4 separate regions of the Homo sapiens genome follow, and all the other regions are linked to region 2. A link is a contact called in ENCODE Hi-C or POLR2A ChIA-PET data. All regions are on one chromosome and are shown on one strand. The core of a region is the stretch at or near the end of the contact, and the rest is flanking DNA. Distances in the headings are between cores, read along the strand shown. Region 1 holds the start of USP20 (ubiquitin specific peptidase 20). Region 2 holds the start of FAM78A (family with sequence similarity 78 member A). Region 3 holds the start of FNBP1 (formin binding protein 1). Region 4 has its middle 14 kb from the start of RALGDS.

Evidence for each region. Hi-C counts contacts between places; a loop is a spot of excess contacts on that map. ChIA-PET counts read pairs that join two places held with the same protein, here RNA polymerase II (POLR2A). Pooled maps may share reads with other maps.
Region 1: a loop to region 2 is called in a pooled map, with 8 times the contacts of the local background. The contact joins the promoter of USP20 here to the promoter of FAM78A in region 2. A Hi-C loop is called at or near these places in 4 of 50 pooled maps. POLR2A ChIA-PET finds 5 or more read pairs at or near these places in 2 of 52 experiments (activated B cell and naive thymus-derived CD4-positive, alpha-beta T cell).
Region 3: a loop to region 2 is called in a pooled map, with 4 times the contacts of the local background. The contact joins the promoter of FNBP1 here to the promoter of FAM78A in region 2. A Hi-C loop is called at or near these places in 1 of 168 maps with a recorded cell type or tissue (naive thymus-derived CD4-positive, alpha-beta T cell), 1 of 37 single-sample maps with no recorded cell type and 7 of 50 pooled maps. POLR2A ChIA-PET finds 5 or more read pairs at or near these places in 2 of 52 experiments (activated CD4-positive, alpha-beta T cell and activated T-cell).
Region 4: a loop to region 2 is called in a pooled map, with 5 times the contacts of the local background. The contact joins the enhancer-like site here to the promoter of FAM78A in region 2. A Hi-C loop is called at or near these places in 2 of 37 single-sample maps with no recorded cell type and 8 of 50 pooled maps.

The regions. Positions count from the first base shown.
Region 1 is chr9:129,834,075-129,836,774 of GRCh38, reverse strand. It overlaps USP20 (ubiquitin specific peptidase 20), which reads right to left and starts at 1,317. Exons shown (of 26, transcript NM_001110303.4): 1 at 1,276-1,317. It overlaps C9orf78 (chromosome 9 open reading frame 78), which reads left to right and starts at 1,500. Exons shown (of 9, transcript NM_016520.3): 1 at 1,500-1,636; 2 at 2,009-2,068. The coding sequence starts at 1,554. RefSeq lists an enhancer at 567-1,067 and silencers at 1,039-1,188, 1,219-1,568.
Region 2 is chr9:131,275,169-131,277,868 of GRCh38, reverse strand. FAM78A (family with sequence similarity 78 member A) reads left to right here and starts at 1,359. Exons shown (of 2, transcript NM_033387.4): 1 at 1,359-2,012. The coding sequence starts at 1,690. RefSeq lists a silencer at 10-1,189 and enhancers at 1,830-2,329, 2,490-2,539, 2,570-2,619, 2,032-2,644, 2,630-2,679.
Region 3 is chr9:130,041,824-130,044,523 of GRCh38, reverse strand. It overlaps FNBP1 (formin binding protein 1), which reads left to right and starts at 1,335. Exons shown (of 17, transcript NM_015033.3): 1 at 1,335-1,572. The coding sequence starts at 1,549. RefSeq lists silencers at 1,073-1,632, 1,813-1,972.
Region 4 is chr9:133,134,286-133,136,985 of GRCh38, reverse strand. It overlaps a transcript of RALGDS not described here. Among named protein-coding and RNA genes, the nearest start is that of RALGDS, 14 kb to the right of the region's middle. Within about 2 kb of position 1,370, at least 31 of the 41 ENCODE cell types and tissues checked have a DNase peak (open chromatin) inside an H3K27ac peak, as active enhancers do.

The DNA.
Region 1 (2,700 bases), core at 68-2,567, 1.4 Mb after region 2:
AGGGCAAGACTTTGAGACTTTAATATATGGCTTTTGACCAAAGATAAAACGCTGGTGCAAGAAGTCCCGAGTCTACTATTTTTTCCAGCCCAAGGAAGAGAAGAACAATCTCAGTGGAGACTGTTCCAGAGAAAACGTAAGGCATTCTAGAAATGCTGCCCTGCTTCGGAATGGTCTTCCAGAAAGGGGAACCCCAGACAGCCCCCATCGGCCCCTCCCCCTAGCCAATGAGATGTAACAGCAGCTGCAGCAGCAGCAAACATCTACTGCACTCCTACCGTGCCAGGCCCTGTGCAAACCGTGCGGCAGAGACTGACCTGCAACCAATTCCTGTTCCACCTCCTAGCTGGGTAACTTGAGGCGTGCACTGCCCCTCGGAGACTCCGCATTCTCATTTGTAAAACGAAAAACAATCTACCTCAAAGGATTGCTGGGAGAATTCAATGAGATGATGCTTTGCCCAGGGCCTGCCACATAGTAACTGCTTAATAAGAGGTAGTTCTCAAAGTAAGGGATGACACTGAGAAAAGGAAAACTACTGTTACTTAAGGGGTTCTTAAAAGTCCTAGAAGCCATTATTTATGCATTTAGGTATTTCCTAAGCGTTTGCTGATACCAGTTTTTCAAATAAACTTTATCCTCACAGCATCTTCGGGGTGGAAGGGGCAGAGGGTAGAGCGACAGACCTGCCGAAGGAGGAAAACCAGACCCGTGAAGGTCCAGGGGGGTGGCCGGCAAGCACCGAGGAGGAGTCCCCCGGCTCAAACCCTCTTGCGTGGCTTCAAAACATCAGACGCGCCTCTCCTCGCGGAGAAGCTGGGGGCCATTATTTGTGAGGCAGTCGGCGCTGGGACTCTAAGTCAGCACCGCAGAGAAGTGGTCATCTTTTGTTCCGAAAGAAAAAAACGCACGTCAGGGCTCAGAGCCCGAGGAAAGAAAAGTCAGCGCCCGAGACGCGAGACGCCACGCGGATGCTTTCAACGCTAGGTCAGGCCCCGGCAGAAATGAGAGGGGGGCGGCCCCGGTTCTGGAGAAGCCACGAGCCCCCAGGGAGCTCAGAGTGGGGTGGTGCTGGGGCCCAGAGGCCCCCCTGGGCGCCGACCGGAGGAGGGGAGAGGGGCGGCGGCGGCCGGGGGGGTCCCGGGCTCCGCTCACCGGGCCGCTGCGTCTGGCGTACCTGGCGAAGCCAGGCCCTGTCAGCCCGGAGCCGGGCTGGGGTCGCCAATGCTCAGAGGCCCGGCCCACAGAAGCAGCCGGTGGCGGCCCGGAACTCACCTGCACTCGCAACTGCGCCGCCGCCGCCTGTCAGTCAAGCGCGCCCCCTCTGAGGCGACGCGCAGGGTTGTGGGGCCGTCTGGCGACGCCCCACCTCCTTCCCTCTGCCGTCCAATCGGAAGAGGCTGACGCCAGGAGAGGGGGCGTGGCCACGCGGACTGTGCGTGCCGGGGGCGGGGCCAGACGGGGCAGGCGCTCTGACCGCTCTGCCGCGCGCCGGAAGCAGCCTGGGCCGCTGCGCAGAGGCGCGGCGGCTGTACAACTCGGCCGTTGTCACCATGCCGGTCGTCCGGAAGATTTTCCGTCGCCGCCGGGGCGACTCGGAGTCAGAGGAAGATGAGCAGGACTCAGAGGAGGTTCGGTGCGTTTGGGGCGGGGCTCCCATAGGCTTGGTAAAGATAGACTTGTTTGGGGGACTCACCACCGGCTCGGCGCTTCGCTGACATTGTTAACTGTGAGCTCGGGTGGTGGTTCCTTCTGCGGACGCAGAAATTGAGGCTCAAGGGGTGAGGCCACCGCCCCAAGCTCGAACGGTTGAGAGAGATGCCTCCGGGATGCGCAGTGGCTCTGACTCCCGGTGGGTCTAGGCACAAGGTCGTCCTCTGGACCACTGTGCTGGTGGCTCAGTAGCTGGGCTGGGATGCCCTCGAAGGTGCCTTATTGGCTCTGTTAGCTTTGGATTCCGCGGGGAATCACTCAGCTTATGCATTGCTGCTTCTTCTTCTTTTTAAAGATTAAAACTGGAAGAGACCAGAGAGGTACAGAACTTGAGGAAGAGGCCCAACGGGGTGAGGTGGGTACCACGCGGGGAGGAGGAGGAGGCGGCGGGGACGACAGACACATCCGCGTCCGGGTCGCTGTCACAAATATCTCCTCAGACGTAGATTTTTCTCTTGACACACTGTACACCTTCCACTGCCCAACTTGGAGAACAGCGTTCTTTGCAAATGTTTAACCAGGACATGCCCTGAGCTGTGTCGTCTCGGGGTGTGCTCCAGAGATACAGAAACAGATCACTAACTCGCGTTTTTTATTAAAACCAATTAATTGTGAAATGCATATCGATCGTTAAGAGTTTGTATAATTTAGAAAAGTATAGTCAAGACGATAAAAAGCACCCATAATTCTCCCATCCGGAAATGATCAGTGTTAACATTTTTTTTCCTTGCAGAGCCACCCAAGAATGCACTGGTATTAATATTGAATACTCTTTCCAATCTGTTTTTTTTCGTCTCTCTCTCTCAGATTGTGAACAACTTTCTATGTACTTTTATTCCCTGTTCTTTTCAACTCATTATGACATTGTGGGCATTCACCCATATTGTGGAATATTTTTCAGAAAGCCTTAATGGCTGCATAATATTCCACCAGATGTGTGTATTGTAATTTGTTAACAAATCCCCTATTTTGGGACATGTAGGTGAT
Region 2 (2,700 bases), core at 110-2,609:
CGGGGCGCGCCAGGCGGCAGCGGCGCGGCGGCGGGGCTGAGCGGCGACAGCGCGCTCACAATGATCATAAAATAAAGGAGGCGCGCGGGGTGGGGGCGAGAGAGCCCCGAGCCTCAGCCCTCCGCCCCCGGCCGCCCCCCCGAAGCCCCAAGCCGGGAGGAGGGTGGGGGCCGGGGGCGCCCACGCCGGCCCCAGACTCCAGTAGAGCCAAGGGACAGTGCCCGGGGAAGGGGGTGGGGGCGCCCCAAGAACGTGCCCGCGGCCGGGTCAGGGGCGTCCGGAGAGCGGCTGCCCGGGCCAGCGGAGTGGCCCCCGGGGCAGGTGAGTCGGCGGCGCCGCCCGAGTGGGGGCGTGCGCGCCAAAGTTCCCCGGCAGCGGCGAGCGCGCCCGACGCGTGGGGACCCGGGGCTGCTCGCGGCTGGAGAGGGGCGACAGAGGCGCTTGACGCGGCGGAGCGGGGGCACTATGCCCTCCGAGGGCCGAGGGACCCCAGCCGGGAAAGGGGTGCCCGCCGGATCCGACGGCACTGGTGGGTGGCCCTGCGCCCAGGGAGCCGGAGGGACCGGGGTGGGGAAGGGGCACCTGGCGCTGGCGGCGCGGCGGTGGGGACAGAGCAGGGCAAGTGCTCGCCGCCCCCTGCAGCGGCAGCCGCTCGCCCCCCACCCCGCCCGTCCGGGACGGTATCAGCGGAGATGTCACGGGCGGCTATTATTCGCTGGTGCGCGCGGTCGTGCGGCCGCCACTGACGGGGCGGGCGCGGGGGGCGGGGGCCACCGCCTCCGGGGAGACCGCCCAGAGCTGCGCCGTCAGCTCCGCAGCCCGCGCCCAGCGCACACGCGTCGCCGCCCCCGCGCGCCCCCCGCAGCAAAGTTCGGCTTAACTTTGAGGCTGGCCTTGACGCGCTGTCCCTTCCACCTCCCACCAGGTCCTCGGCGGCCGCGGCGAAGCAGGCGGCGGCGGCCGGAGCGCAGCCCCGGGACCCTGCACGGCGGCCGGCAGCGACAGCGGCGAAGGGACGCGGCGCCCCTGCGTGGGGACGTCCGGCCCGCGCCCGCGAGTGGGCGCCGACGGGGACCCGCGCCGCGCTCCCCCGTCACCGGCGAGCGGCCGGAGCCCTGAGCTCGCCTCCTGGAAGCCGCGGGTCGGCGCTCGCCCCGAGGGCGCCGGGACCTCGGCCGGGTGAACACAAACTGCTCTGCAATTGATTCGACCGCGCCGGGCGGGTGCGGGTGCGGGGCCCGGAGGGAGCGCGTGCGGAAGGCCGGAGGGCAGGAAGTCAGGCTTCTGCCGCGAGGGTGGCGCGGCCGCGCGGGGACAGAGCCTTCCTTATTTATGAGTCTGCCGGCGCTCGCCTGCTTCCTCCGAAGACTTCAGGGAGAGTCTGCGAGCTGCCGTCCCCGCGTGTGAGGCACAGAAGGGCTGGATGTCAGAACCGCATAATTATTCATTAAACTACAAACTTTTTTTAACCCAAAGAATATCGGTGATTTTTGTCCACTGCGAGGAGAAGAAGAGAGAGCCCAGGGCTCATGAAATGCAGCAGAATCCTTATTTATAAACAGGCCGCGGTAGTGATATATGCAACCCCAGTCTACTCAGTGAGTTTTCTATCCTATGGATATCGGTCTTGAGAGTTGAGATTGGAGAGCAGCGCCGTCTGTACTGGGTCCTGCAGCCTCTGTCCTTTCAATGCCTGGTTTTTTCTGTGACTGCTGGCCTTCCCTGGAGATCAGAGCGCTCCTGTATGCCATGGGCTGTATTCAGAGCATCGGAGGCAAAGCCAGAGTCTTCCGGGAAGGGATCACGGTGATTGATGTGAAAGCCTCCATCGACCCCGTCCCCACTAGCATCGATGAGTCCTCCAGCGTGGTGCTCCGCTACCGGACACCCCACTTCCGGGCCTCGGCCCAGGTGGTCATGCCGCCCATCCCCAAGAAGGAGACTTGGGTAGTTGGCTGGATCCAGGCGTGCAGCCACATGGAGTTCTACAACCAGTACGGCGAGCAGGGCATGTGAGTACGGCCGAGAGCCAGCTCTGGGAACTGCTAGGGATGGCCGAGCTTGGAGGCCTGGTGGGGGGCCGCGGATAGGGGGAAGGTGGAGATACCATGAAGACAGGACGGAGGCCAGAGGGAAGCTTTAGGCAGGTATGCAGGTGGCCTCATTGGCCCGGTGGCTCCCTGAAAAGTTTGCCTGTGGATCCAGATTGGAGTCACGGTCCTGCAATCTACCCTGCCACTGTTCCCCCCGGGTTCCTGTGTCCTTCCCTGCAAGATGCCGAGAAAGCAGAGAGACATTACTCCCAGTGTTTCCTGGCAGAGCAAGTGTGCCGTCCGCCTGAGGAGTGTCTGTGCCATCAGGGGTCACCAGAGAGGCTGCAGGGCTGCCCTCCAGGCCTCTGGCCCTGTGCGGGCCCATGGCAGACATTCAGGCACTCTGCAACTCCCAGACCGGTGTGTTCAGGGCTTTGCGATTGGGCCTCAATTATCTTTCTGGCTTTTACCAGTGTATGCCAGGAGCTGGGGGAGTGCTTCCCCGTTCCAAACGGCACTGTGTTTGAGAGCACAGTTAGTTTTAGAAGCCCGATTTCTTCACAGTGTATCGCTTTCTGTCTCCAAGGCAGAAGACCGCTTTATGCAGACAAGTCCAGTGTCCCTCTGGCGAGGCCCTAACAGGAACAGCAAAGAGGAGCCTCTCCTC
Region 3 (2,700 bases), core at 86-2,585, 1.2 Mb after region 2:
CCAAGTAGCTGGGACCACAGGTGCATGCCACCATGCCCAGCTAACTTTTTTTTTTTTCTTTTTGTAGAGACAGGGTCTTGCGATGTTGCCCAGGCTGGTCTCAAATTCCTGGCCTCCAGCCATCCTCCCACCTGGGCCTCCTGATGTGCTGGGATTACAGGCGTGAGCCACCAGACCCGGGTTAGCTCCACCTTTTAATGGAGGAGAATGATAAGCAGGTTGAAAATGGTGGGGTGGGATTGGAGAAATGCATCATCGTAAAATATTTTTTAACTGGGGGCCCATGTTGGGAGTCGCACGGTTTCTCAGAAAAGGATCCAGTAGTAGCATTAACCGAGGGAGAAAGATAAGCTGTGGGGAAAGGGCTAGTGATTCAGGAGTTGGAATTCCAAACATTTTCCATAGCTTGTCAGGAACATTTGTGCAGACCTTTGGATATATAGAGAGGGAGTCCGTCTGCTGATAAAATGAGCGCTGGGTTTACCAACCTTCGGCCTTGGCCCACCCCTGATCCTCACCGCCGGGCAGTGAGATGGACACGTTATTTGCCTCCATTTGGTGGACTGCGCTCTGCGCTTCCAGAGGTGGAGCAATTGTCCGCCTCCGCCCGGCCAGCACGTGCGGGAGGCTGGATTTGAACCAAACAAGTTATCTGTGTACCCCACGCCTTTGCTTTTACCCACTAGGCGGTAACGTGATTTCACGCCTGAGAGTTTCTTGGCTGAACAAGTTGGAAATCACTGGTTTCAGAGATTGGAAATCACTGGGTGCACGCCCCTGGATTCTTTCCCTAGCCACTCGAGGCCGTCGCGCTTGCCTCGACGTCTCTATTCGCACAGCGCGCAGTTACCACCGCCCCACTCCCACCGCGCCAGCCTGCGGGACTCTCGGGCTTCCCTCGGGCGGTGGGAAAAGAGCCTCCCGGGCTGACTCTGCTCGGCGCGCATGGCTGCCAGGGGAAAGTATTGTCCTTAAATCCAGAGCGGCGATACGCGCAGGGGAGCGATCTCAGACCGCGGCGGAGCATCGGTGATCCCAGGGCCTGCCGCGTTCCAAGGCAAGCGCTAGTACTGCGAGCAGACAGTGGTCACTAAGAAGTCATTACCAGATTGGCAGGGGGAGTCCTAGGGATCCGGGTCCCGCCGTCCCTCACACCTCCCTCCGCGTCCTTCCGGACCCCAGGGCGACGCGGACCCGGCCGGGGGAGCCCGGGGGAGGGGGCCGGGCCGGGGTGGGGCGGGCGCGCGTGCGCGAGCTGTCAGACCGGCCCCGCCCCTCCCCTCCCGCCCCTCCCCCGCTCTCCGGGTGTAGGGCGGGCGGGCGCTGCGGCGGCCGCGGCTGCTGCTTCCTCGGGCCATTTTGCTGTGGAGCGGCGGGGAGGAGGAGCCGCCGAGGAGACCCCGGGCGAGGAGCTGCGAGCCGGAGGAGGCCGCGCGGACTCCGGGCTTTCCGCCGTCGCGGGGATCTCGGGGGGCAAAGGGATCGCCGGGGAGGGGGACCAGAGAGCCGCGCCCGCCGCGCGGAGCGCCCCTTCGCGTCCCCTGCACCATGAGCTGGGGCACCGAGCTCTGGGTGAGTGAGGGGCTGGGCCCGCGGGCAGATGCGGGGCGCGCGCTGCGTTTCCCCGCGGCCTGGGGAGGGGGCGCGGGCCGCGCTGCTGGGCGGAGGCGAGGGCGCGCTGGTCGGGGTCCTCGCGGCCTGGGGAGGAGGCGGGGTTCCAATGCCCCTCGTCCGCCTTGGCCCGAGCAGGAGGTGCGGGCCGGCTTGTCCTTCGGAGGCGAGGGGAGTTGGTGCGGGTCCCCGGCGGCCTGAGGAACGGCGCGGGCGGGCCTCCCTGTCCCCGGCGCCCCGGAGCGGGCCGTGTGTGTCGGGCCGAGCCCTAATCCCCCGGGGCGAGCCGCGGATGCCCGGGGAGGGCCGGGACCGGGCGTGGGGGCGTGGAGGCCCCGGCTGCGCGGCGCTGCGTTGGGTCTCGGGGCGCCCCGGCCGCGAGTTCTGTCCTGGCTCCGCGGAGGCGCTGGCGGATCGGGCACTTCCCCGGGAGCGGGGCGGCCGGGGCGAGCGCCGGGGGTCGGGTTTTGGGGTGCTGGGGCGAGAGTGCGGTCTTCGCTCTGGAGGCGAGGACTTCTGGCCCGTGGCGGCTCCGGGCGCACTTGTTCTTTCGGGGTAGCTCAATCCTGAGTGGGATGTGGGCACTGCGACGTCTGGTCTGGAGGGGAAAGTGGGAGTTAGGGAGAGATCTTACGTGATCTACCTCAGGAAGAGGCGTTCGCGGGGTCAATGATCTTTAACGGTTGCTCGGAGAATAGTTTCCAGTGGGGAAAGTTGGCGGTGAGGGGCGCCTTGCGGGGATGCTTGGCCGGGGGATGCGCACGGTAAACGGGCAGCCCTCAGGGCTGAGGGCCGTCCCCGGAAAGGCGAGGGGCTGGCTGTGGATGGAGCTCTTTTCCTGCCGTCCCCGGATTCCTGGGGAAATCACTGGGCAGGGGATGGGCAGTGCGGCGGCCCGGGAAGGAGCAGACGAAATCTCAGTTACTGCACTGAAATGCCCTCAAGATGAGCCATTTCCCAGGATGAACTCTAAAGTGCCTGAACTACCTTTTGGAATTCTATTTGCAAAGGGTGTGGAGGAGAAAGTGTAGGGTGGTGTTGCTATCTGAGATGAGGCCAAGAAATCTCATATCAAAATAAAACAAGGTT
Region 4 (2,700 bases), core at 121-2,620, 1.9 Mb before region 2:
TGGGATTACAGGCGTAAGCCACCACGCCCAGCCTTGTTTCGTTTTTTGAGACGAAGTCTTGCTCTGTCGCCTAGGCTGGAGTATGCAGTGGTGCTATCTCAGCTCACTGCAACCTCCACCTCCTGGATTTAAGCCAGTCTCCTGCCTCAGCCTCCTGAGTAGCTGGGATTACAGGCACGCACCACCATGCCCAGCTAGTTTTTTTGTTTGTTTTTGAGATGGAGTCTTGCTCTGTCGCCCAGGCTGGAGTGCAGTGGCACGATCTTGGTCACTGCAACCTCTGCCTCCCAGGTTCAAGCAGTTCTCTGCCTCAGCCTCCCGAGTAGCTGGGGTTACAGGCGCCGCCACCACGCCTGGCTAATTTTTGTATTTTTAGTAGAAACAGGGTTTCACCATGTTAGCCAGGCTGGTCTTGAACTCCTGACCTCATGATCCACCCGCCTCGGCCTCCCAAAGTGCTGGGATTACAGGCGTGAGCCACCGCACCCGAGCTAGTTTTTTTGTATTTTTAGTAGATGCAGGGTTTCACCACATTGACCAGGCTGGTCTCGAACTCCTGAGCTCAAGTGATTCACTTGCCTTGGCCTCCCAAAGTGCTGGGATTACAGGCGTGAGCCACCGCGCCCGGCCAAGGTGAAATGTTTTAATGTCCCTCCTTCCATCCATACCCGCGCTGCCCCCTCAGCCCTCCTGGCCTGTCTGCAGTTGTAGCACCTGCTCCTGCCCCATGGGCCCCATCAGCCTTCCCTGTTCTGTTTTTGCCTTCTGGAGCATTCTTATTTTCAAAAATGCATTTTACTTATTATGACCTAGGCCAAAGGTGATTTTTATGTGTTGTGTTTTTCCCTGGTCTATCGCTGGCACTTGAATAGTGCCCGGCACCTAGTAGGTGTTCAGTAAATTCGCGTGGTCTGGCTGTGTGAATATAGTTGTGCCCCGGGCCCTCTCTGTGGTCTGCAGACAGTGCAGGCTACAAACTCTGTTACTGATCCTCATCTCCTTCAGTAGAGAAATGGACATTGTTTAGAAACTCTATGGCAGTTGACATTGCTGCAACATTTCACCTGCATTTTACAGAAGTATCAGCTGGCCTTGAATTCAAAATAAGAACTCTGGTTCTTCCCTGCAGAGGATGCCACCTTGGGGTGCCATTTTTTTGACACGGAGCATGTGCCAGGCCCTATCTTGAGTGCTTCCCATCCAGTGTTTCATTTCAGCATGCAGTCTTTTTGAGGCAGAGATGTTCCCTGTTGATGGGCTAGAACCAAGGCTCAGCAAGGGAAAGGAACCTGCCTGGCTCACCCAGCTCCACCCAGCCAGGAAGTGACAGGATGAGGGTTTGGCCCAAGACTCCTGACACTGTAGGCCCCAGCTCCCAGCCACTGCTTGGATCCTTACAGTTAGACGTTGGGTTCCTCCTGGAGCTGGACCTGGGGGCAGGCAGGGTTGGGGAGGGGAGCTGCGGTGCCCTTGGCAGGGCTGGGTCCTGCTGGGCTCAAAGCCAATGGGAGCGGCTGGGGCAGGGCCTGGATTCTTGGATCCTCAGCTTCTTGGCAACCTGCGTGACTCAGTGGGCTGGTAATAGGGGCCGGCGGGCAGGCAGCCAGTGCAGGGGAGCCCTGCGGTGGGTGAATCAGCCAGTTGCTGAATTACTGTCCTGCCTGGGGTGGTGCCAAGCCCCAACTGCCAAAATAAGCACAGCCCCTCTTTGCCTTTCTCTCCCCACTCCAGGGTGGCCCACCTTCCACATGCCTTGGCAGGTGTGTCCTGTGGCTCTGCTGCTCCTGGGAGTCCCCGGGTCTCCCTAGCCTGGAGCAGGGGAAAGGTCCTCCCCACTGGGGTGTGTAGCCTTCCACAAGTCATTCTGCGGCTCTGCCTCCCCACCACACACAGGGGCCCTCCTGTGAACTGGAGGTCATTGAGATACTTGCACCCTGAACTTAGAAGGGCACCGTGAGGATAAAATCACCTTTGACTCTTTATGAAAAGTCATAAAGAGTCTTCCTGCTAGGAGTTTGCAGGAAGGAGTGACTGGGAGCGCAAACCTGAGAGTCAGACAGGATTGGAAGCCCTGCTCTGCTGTGTGGCTTTGGATGAGCTTTGTGCCATCTCTGAGCTTCATCCTCAAACTCACCTGCAAAACCTGCGTCACATATCATGATGGTGAAATGATACCCGCATTGGCATGGCAGTGCGTAGTAGAAATTATCAGAGGGTTGTTGACTCTGGTTTAGGCGCCAGGTTGGAGGCAGCAGTGATCAGCAGAAATGGAAGTCAGAGTCCCCAGCCTAGGCCTCCTACAGGGGACAGACCACCCACCCCAGGGACAGGGTCCCAGCAGCGTCAAGTCTGTGTGCTGCCTGGAACAAATCTACTTGTGATCCTTAATTTGGAACAGAGTAGAGGAAAGCAAGCAGCCTTGGGGGCCGGACTTACACCCTGCCTTGGCACTGACACGCTGTGTGACATCAGGCAAGTTGTTCGCCCTCTCTGGGCCTCAGTTTTCTCAGTTTTACAACAGAGATGATGACTGTGGCCTCATCTTTCTGGCAGAGGCTGTCTGGAAAAGTGCTTTGTCCCCATTGAGGTGTGCTAAAGGCGGCGCCAGACTAGGCTCTAGGGTACGAAGGGGTGTCAGGAGTTGATCCTGCCTGCCAGGCTTCTGAACGTGGCAAGAATTTGCCTCTGGGCTGCACAGTG